2 separate regions of the Mus musculus genome follow, and region 1 is linked to region 2. A link is a loop called in an ENCODE intact Hi-C map of the cell type or tissue named here. Cell type or tissue: left cerebral cortex. All regions are shown on one strand. Links, peaks and the distances in the headings refer to the core of each region. The heading gives the core; the rest is flanking DNA.

Region 1 (4,400 bases), core at 335-4,334, 190 kb before region 2:
AATCTGGGGGCTCATGGTTCCAGAGTGTTAGTGTTTATGACCATCACGGCAGGGAGCAGGGCAATAGGAAAGCATGGAACTAAGCAGTAGCTGAGAGCTTAAATCTGATCCACAAGCTTGAGGCATATATAATATATATGATAGATGGATCAATAGATAGAATGAGTGAGCAAGATAACTGGGAATGGCATGGGCTTTTGTAACCTCCAGACCTACCCCCAGTGGCACATCTTTTCCAATAAGGCCACATTTCCTAATCTTCTCCAAACAGTCCCACCAGCTGGGACTAAGTAAATAGATGAGCCTAGGGGGGCATTTTTTATCATCCATGCCGCTGCAGTTCTCACAACATTTTGCCACCTTTGCACCACTGGCTGTATCTTTTCAGGCTGGCCATTGTCGTAGCTTGAAAACTTCACCATTGGATAAGAGTGTTGATTGCTTTACTGCCCCGGTAGAGGCAATGGCTCCCTTCAGTACTAAGAAAGCTAGTGACAAGGGATGAAACTTTCAGGTCACTATCAGCTTCATTTAAACTTTTGATCCCATCTTGGTTTACATTTTTGACTCTTTCTTGGTTTAACTCTGTATTAAGAAATTCACCCATTTCTTTTGGATTTTCCATTTTGGTGGGACAAAGGATTTGGAGATGTGTCCTTAAAATCCTCTAGATTTCATTCGATTATCTTGACATAGCTCATTTTTCATTTTATCAATTTAGGCCATCTCTATTTCTTTTGGTTAATTTGGCTAAGGGTTTGCCAATATTAATCCTTTTATTTCTTCAGTGATCCATTTACCGTCCGGAAGTATATGTAGTTCAGTTGCAGTTTTTCTGAGGGTCACACTGCTGTTGATATTTGGTTTTATTCCATTGTGGTCATAGACAGTGTTATTTCAGATTTCTTGTATTTTTTTGAGAGATTATTTATGTTCCAATGTGCAATCTACTTTAGAGATCTACTGGCCAGTGGTAGGAATATGTACTCTTCTGTGTTTGAAGGGAATGTTCTATAGATGCTCCTATCAGGAACATTTGATTTATGATGCCTTTAGAACCATTATTTTTATGTTCATTCTTTGGTCTGGATAATCTGCCTATCTGGGCTACTGAAATCACTTAAAAAAAATGACAGGGTCTTACAATATAGCTTTGGTTGGCTTAGAACTTGCTATGTAGATGAAGCTGGCCTCAACCTCAGAGATCCACCAATTTCTACACCCTAAGAGTCCCTTACTATTAATGTGTTGGGTTCTGGGTTGCCTTTGCCATAGAATATTTTCCTTCTCTTTTGATTATGACTGATAGTTTTGCTAGGCATATTGTCCTGGGTTTGTATCTGTAGTCTTTCAGAACATGGAGAACATCTGTCTAAGCCCTTCTTGGCTTTTAACATCTCCAATGAAAAATGAGCTGTTATTCTAATAGACATGCCTTTATCTTGGTCTTTTTCCCCCTGTAGCTTTCAACATCCTTTCTTTGTTCTACACATCTAGTGTTTTGACTATTACATAGAATGGGAAGTTTTTTTTTTTTTTCTCTAGTCTTGTCTGTTTGGTACTCCACGTGCCTTTTGTATATTGATCTCTTTCCATAGATTTGGAAAAATTTGTATGATTCTGGTGAATACATTTTCTATATTTTGACCTGAGTCCCACTCACTTCTTCTATATTTATTATTTTTAGATTTATTCTTTTTATAGTGTTTCAGAATTCCTGCATGTTATGTTCATTTTTTAAAAAAAGATTCAATGTTTTCTATCATTTTCTCTAATTAATTCAATTTGTCTTTGCTAAGCTCTGATATTTTTTGGTTTACTTGATCTTTTATAATAGTGAAGCCTTCCATTTACCTTTTTACTTGAATCATTGAAATTTTCATGTCAATTTGAGCTTTCTTCAGAAATTCTATCAGATCCATAAGCATGAGGCAGATATACATGCATACATACATACATACATACAGACAGACAGATAGATAGACAGACAGACAGAGTGAGCAAGCTAACTGGAAATGGTGTTGGCTTTTTTCCCCAGAAATTTAATATGATTTTAAATATTTTTAATTTATGATCTGAAAATTGTTATAGCTTTATAAAAATCTGTAATTGATTTTTAAAATTGGTTATTTTATTTATTTACATTTCAAATATTATCTTCTTCCCAGTTTCCTCCCCATAAGCCCCCTCTCCCATCTTCCCTCCCCCTGCCTCTATGAGGGTGCTCCCCCAGCTGCTTGGTGTGGGTTTTTGAAACCTCAAAACTCACCCCAATGACACATTTCCTCCAACAAGTCCATATCTCCTAATCTTTTCCAAACAGTTCTACTAACTGGGGACCAAGTAATCAAATATATGAGTCTATGGGGGCCATTCTCAGTGAGGCCACCAGTTACTCTTATAATTTTTATTTTATTAAATGCTTATTTTCATCTTGATTTTTCTTTATTTAATTCAGTGGTTTGTGCTTTTTGATATTCCTTCCAGTATTTAATTAATTTCTTCTTTGTGTTCCTTTATAATTGCTATTTTGAATTAATTGTCTGGGGTGTCATCTAAGATGCTTTTCTCAGGGAACATTACTAAAGTAGTACTAATTTCTGGATATTATATATTACCCTGGTTATTCATGCTTGTTTATATGATGGGACCTATACATCTGGAGTTAGGCCAATGGTGGTGTTTCTTTGTGTGAATATCTGCCCCACTTTTGTTGAGTGGGTTTTAGATCTCTGTTTACTCTTACCCTAATGTGACACATTTTGCACCAGGCAGATGGCATTTGGGTTCATCTGGGAACCACTCAGTGTTGATGTGTGAGTCATCAGAAACAGCTCTGGTTCAGCTAGGCCTGGGCACAACTTCTGCAGGAAACTTTCTGTTGAGTTATGTTCTTGTTTTATATACTTAGAAGTCTGTGGAAGGCTCATGGAGTTCTACCGATGGGTTAGCGGGTAGCAGGGGTTGGGAGCTGTAGAGGGAGTAGGTGGTGCCTCCTGGAGAAGGTGTGCAGAATTCAGTTCAGTCCTCAGGTGGCAGGAGTGGGGTCATGGCAGGGCTGTGCATTGATTGCGGCTTAAGTATCTAACTCAAGCATTAGAGAGCTAGGAGACTTAAAAAAATTATTTACTTTTATTTCATTTGCATTGGCGTTTTACCTGCATGCATGTTTGTATGAGTGTGTCAGATCTCCTGGAAGTGGAGTTACAGACCTAAGAGAAAAAAAGGTTTATTATGTGTGTGTGTGCACAAGTGTGGGTGGGTTGTATGTATGGGTGGAGACCATATGTCGACTTTGGATGTTTCTCCTCAACAACTGTACAGCTTGTCTTTTGAGGCAGCAGTTTCTACCAGCCAAGAGATTAGAATGTAGGCTATGCTGTCTGGTCAGTGAACTCCAGGAATCTGCCTGTCTCTGTCTGCCAGTATTGGTGTCCTAAGCATATGCCCATAGGCTCCCACTTCTAGTTTTTCTTTGTATGGGTTCTTCAGACTGCACTCTGGTCCTCATGCTTGCATGATAAGACTTTAATGACTGACCTATCTCCCAAGCCACTATTTAAACATTTTAAAAGTGGTATTATGAAAGTAAAATAAAAACTGACTAAACTAGAAAGTTAAAGGACATAAGGACATTACGTAAATTGGTCATTTGAGGAATGGGTCATTAAGGAAATTGGCTATTTGGGCAGTTTGTCATTTGGGGGAATTACAGACTGACTAATTTGTCATTTGAACTAGGGTGATTTGGAGAGTGAATGGGGCATGATTAATAACTATGCTGGAGCAGAGGAATAAACTAGAACTGTCTGAGATGTGAGGTCAGCTGTTCTCCAGCCTCTGGTGCTCTAAGCATGGGCATGTGCACCTCAAGGAACAGTCTGATGCTACCCACTCTTGCAATGCAGCTGCTCAGCTGAGCTGGAGGTGGAATGTGTGGGTTCTCATTGTGAATCCCATTGTTGGTCTGAAAGCACCAATCCTGGAGGGTATTAGGCTGAGGTCTAAGGAAGCTAGAAATTCTTGGATAGTGTTCATGGCAAGCATCAACTTTCTACAGGAGATTTCCAGTTCTAAGTCTCAAGACCAAGCTCCAAGTTCAGTTTTCCCAGCATGAGGTAGACATATTTCACCGGAACTTCAAACTCAACATACACCAATTGAACTGCTCAGAGATGCATGGAGAGGCAAAAGCTGGGGGCTGTGGTTCCCAATGGTCAATATGTGTAACAACCGGAGAAGTCTTTCTTTCTTCTCTTTCTCACTTAAAAATGACCTGCCCTTTGAATCCCAGTACAAATCTTATCCTTCTACAATATTATCTTCGAGAGAGCCACGTTTCTCTCTCCTTTATATAAATCCAATTGCTTAATAGTGGCAACTCAGACTGACCAACAGCA
Region 2 (4,400 bases), core at 110-4,109:
CAACTGCCTCATTTGCAAAACCGTAAAATAGAAGCCTGGACGTATTCAGGACATTGTTATCCTTTAGGGCTTGATTCTGTGAGAAGTTTGACTTTGATTGTGACTCCTGGGTGGAAAGCACTGTAGGTGGCTTTTCTCACTTAGAAACCCTAAACCGTATCTGTCCAAGTCTGGGTGCACAGGTTGTGTGCATGGTGCGATGCCAGCAAGAACAGCTCACGCAGACTGCGAACTGGATGGTAACCTCCACACCTCAAGTTGTGCAATGGTGCCACCCTGCCTTGAAAATGCAGTCTATCTTCTTTCCTCCTAACGAATAGACTGAGGTTGTAAGATTTTTTTTTTTCTTTTAAATTCCTGTGTTTGCTGGAATTCTGCCAACTTCTTCCCTCAGCCTCCTTTCTGAGGAGACTTTTTTTCATCATCCAAAGCCCTGATTAGAATAAAACTAACAGCTCGTTTAAAGGGTAATCATTCCCACTCCAATGGCTTCTGCTCTGACAATGAGAAGAAGAGAGTCAGAATGGGAGTCCTGCCTGATGCAGGCTGTTTTCAGTCTTCTCCAATTTATAGACCTAGGTTTAACCTAATTCTCATGATGAAAGATTCAGAGGCTGGGCGCTGGGGGATGATTGGGGGATGAGTGTGGGGCTGTAATAAATGGGATTCGCCTACTTACCAAAGAGATCCCACCCTTTTTCTTACCTCTTTCACCATGTTAGGACAGACAGAGAAGATTGGCATCTGAACGGGCCCTCAGTAGGGTTTGAGCATCCCAAGTTCCATAATTGTAAGGACTAAAGCTCTGTTGTTATAAACTCCCTCCTCAGAGTCTCCGGTATTGTGTTATAGTACCTTTACTAAGATACACACCAAGCTATGTTGCTACCCTTCTCTGACATAGAACATGGCGGACAGGGTGGTCTCAGATGACGTCTTTTTGGTGTATTGGAGATGAGTATTCTTTGTATTTTTGATACATACGGATATAGATAGAAAACCTTTATCTGTTGTACAGGTCCATCAGAAACTTGGTAGCTAGTGAAATGGCGGAGTGGGCCTGGTTTGATTCCCAGAATCCACATAATGTAAAGAGAGGTCTAACTCTTACAAATTTTCTTGTGTGCCACACACACACACACACACACACACACACACACACACACACACACACAAAGTTTAAAAATGTAAAGTAAAATGAAAACAAAACCTTAATAGGTGCCATCTGCAACAGAGAGCTGGATTCATGCTTGTATGCAGATATTTTTAATCTTTAACTGGGGCTGATCTTATCTCAGCCTCAAGCTGCCTGGGAAATATAGGTTCCTGTGCAACAATCGGTGACTGACTCTGTCCCCACTTGTGGATACGAGGGTCCCTGGGGTTCTTCAAGCTCTCCTGTCCCTTGTAGGGAGCAGAACTGGATTAAAAATATTGCTGCCTAAAAATAACAAGTGGGTACTGACGAGCTTTTTTTTTTTTTTTTTTGTTACCATTGGGTATGGATTAACTCTTCTTTTTCAGAAACCAGATTAATGTCTAAAGTCTTGGGGGCGGGGTTCCCTCAGTTGGAAAGGTGTTTTTGTCACCCCCACGCCCCTCCTGCTCGGAGGCAAGCTACCCTTTGCCAAGTCCTCCCTTTGTCAATTCTTGCAGCTGCAGGCATTTAGCTTCAGGGTGTGTCCTAGGGACAGGCAGGCTTACTCTCCCATGCCTATCAGGCTGTTTGCCCTCTAATGATGAGATAATCTGACTTTGCATGTCAGACCTGTCTCATCACTGAGTCCTGCTCAGTCCCTCTTCCTGAGTATGTGTGTGCTTTTTTTAAATTTAATTTTATTTTATTTTTTTAGCGTGAGTGTTGGTTTTGAAGGCTTTTTCATTTCACGATCCCCTCAGGTTCTTGCTTCCAAACCTTGCAGGTTTTGCAATATGAATTTGAATCCTGACTTGGCAATTTCTGGTTATATGACCTTTGGAAAGGTGTTCTATTCTTTGGTAGGAAGCTTCCTCCTCTATACAAAATGCATACACAATTGTGCCTATCCTAATAGCTTTCTGAACCACTCAAGGCAATGCTGCAATACCCCAGTCTGCTGCTCAACACACAGAAAAGCCAGGGTGGAGGGCTGGTATGGCTCAGGATTGAGTCTTATGAAGTGGATGCCACACTCCCGTTCCTTCAAGCCAGTGTCTCTCCCAGCGATATCAGTTTTCCTAAGCACTGCTCATGTGCACAGTTGGTACTTTGATGGGCCTCTGGCTTCTATGTCTAATTTCATCCTGTTACAATCTATCCCATACCTTTCTCAAAAATTAATTGAAAGCACATCAATTTTTGCATATGAAACCTTTAAGTGATACCAAACTTCCCGTTGGTACAAGCAACTATCACATAGCAAAATTCCAGCTGAAATATCCAAATGTGTTTCTTTCCATGACCTAAATGTACCAACACTCCCTTAAAGTTTACCCTAGACGTGTGAGCGTGTCTGCTCTGCCAACTCTCTTTTACACAGGAGCAGCTGCATGTACAGAAACAGATGGTTCTGTGAGTTGGGCTGTTGACCCAATGGCTGCTATTTTGTGACCAAAAATGTATGACCACGCTTTAAATGGTGAACTAGTTCAATTAGATTTTCTCTTGGGACTATCAACTACAGTCCCGGAAAGAATTTTCTCACTAATATAATTGAGGCAAAAAAAAAAAAAAAATCCACGAAAATAGTTGATGGAGACCTGAAAGACCAAAGCTACAGGCGAGAGGAGCTGAAGGAGAAACAGGAATTAGAACCAGGCAGAACAAGTATGCTGTAGCATATGCTAGCTTCTGATAAATATTCACTGAAGAGTGGCCAGATGCTGTTGGAACAGAATCGAAAGAAACAGTCACATAGAGTGCAGACTAATGGGGTAGGCCATGAAGAGCATCTCTTTGAAAGAGCTCTATAGGTCTGGTTTCAGCCCAATGCTTAGTTTCTGTTATTGAATTTCAGAGACATTATGTCGTGTCACTTCATATGCACACAGATGCACACACATGCACACACACACACATATGCAAGCATACATTCTTACACAAAGCAAATTCATCACACAGTTTATACTTTCCACACCCACACTACCATAGAATACATATACATACACATAGACATACCATACAACATACACACTACAACCACACATCACATGCTGTACCCATACACCACACGTGTGTGTGTGTGTGTGTGTGTGTGTGTGTGTGAACTAGGGAAAGGTTCTGGTAACGGGCCTGTTTTTGGTAAGATGTAAAGCAAGACTAAGATTGGATCATCACAGCAATAGGAGCACTCAGACATCTGATTCTGGCTGTTTCTATTGCTTATCAATAACTCTCCAGTATTTGCTAAATGCCTGGTGAGTCCAGCATTTTTCAGGAGGAAAGAATGCAGTGGAATGGGATTTTTTTTTCTGTAGGTATTTACAGTTTTTTGTAGGGGTAAATACACATGCAAACAGAGAAGTTAGTAATGGCAGCCACCAAGAGGTGCTGCAGAGAAAGTAGGAACGAGAAAGATTAGCCCTCTGAGCTGAGACCGCAGCAGCAAGTGATGATAGTCACACACAAATCTGAGAGAGCACTCTGAGCAAGAGCTACGATACTGAGCTGGAACCAGGGATGAGACTAGTTTGCTGAGGATGTAGCTAGCCAGTGTGACCAGACCACAGTGAAGAGCAGAAGAGGTGGGGAATTTAGTGGAGTCGGGATATAGGATGACATGTTTAGGGTTTGACTCCATGATTGATGTACTGGACAGAATGGGAGGACAGAGCTACTGAAATTAAATGGGTAAGTAGAGTCTTGAAATAAAATGGGAGGTGACTGTATAAGAAGGTAAATTTGGGTCTTAGCAGTGAAGATCACAGAAGGGAGCCAATCTGAGATTTGTCTTGGAAGCTGAGCTGGTAATAACCAAGTTTAAGTTTGAGGCCAGTGTAGATATGTGATGTGTAGTGAATGAAGACTGAAATGATAATAGCAAGAGTTTAGACCTGAGCAGCTTGGAGATGCTGGTCTATTACATGGAGGTAGAGGGGGCATGTGCCAAATAGATAAATGGAAAGAGGATTGCAGTAGAAAATGAACAGGTCTGTGGAGAGGTTTGAGGGTGGCAGTATGCAGAAGGCATTTGAACTCATGGGAGTGGGAGAGAGAGAAGAGAGGACATTGAAAGCGCCAGGTGCACAGGCATCTGGATTGTCTTGCACTGTACCTTAGTTTCCTAGACTTTTAGCTCAAACTCAAACTCAGTGATGTAGCCTGGTCTATACCTCTAACCTGCTCTCTTGCTTTAACCCTCTTAGATTCTATAGCTGGCACCGGGACAAATACCCAATCATTTGAATGTAAAGCTATATGT

Evidence for each region. A loop is a pair of places that touch in the nucleus more often than their neighbours do. Peaks named below come from ENCODE experiments on the same cell type or tissue, not always from the same donor. Only the 100,000 strongest peaks of a DNase experiment are listed, where the experiment ranks them.
Region 1: a loop joins it to region 2, with 2.3 times the contacts of the local background. A loop is called at or near these places in 2 of 42 quality-filtered maps.

The regions. Positions count from the first base shown.
Region 1 is chr13:101,022,363-101,026,762 of GRCm38, forward strand. All of the region lies in intron 1 of Gm41042 (a long non-coding RNA gene), which reads left to right. Among named protein-coding and RNA genes, the nearest start is that of Gm41042, 27 kb to the left of the region's middle. In left cerebral cortex, for the core only: no CTCF peak of the experiment used is centred there; DNase peaks (open chromatin) are centred at 2,813, 3,307 and 3,897.
Region 2 is chr13:101,216,904-101,221,303 of GRCm38, forward strand. No RefSeq gene overlaps it. Among named protein-coding and RNA genes, the nearest start is that of 5930438M14Rik, 13 kb to the right of the region's middle. In left cerebral cortex, for the core only: no CTCF peak of the experiment used is centred there; DNase peaks (open chromatin) are centred at 303, 1,622, 2,485 and 2,864; H3K27ac peaks cover 2,731 bases.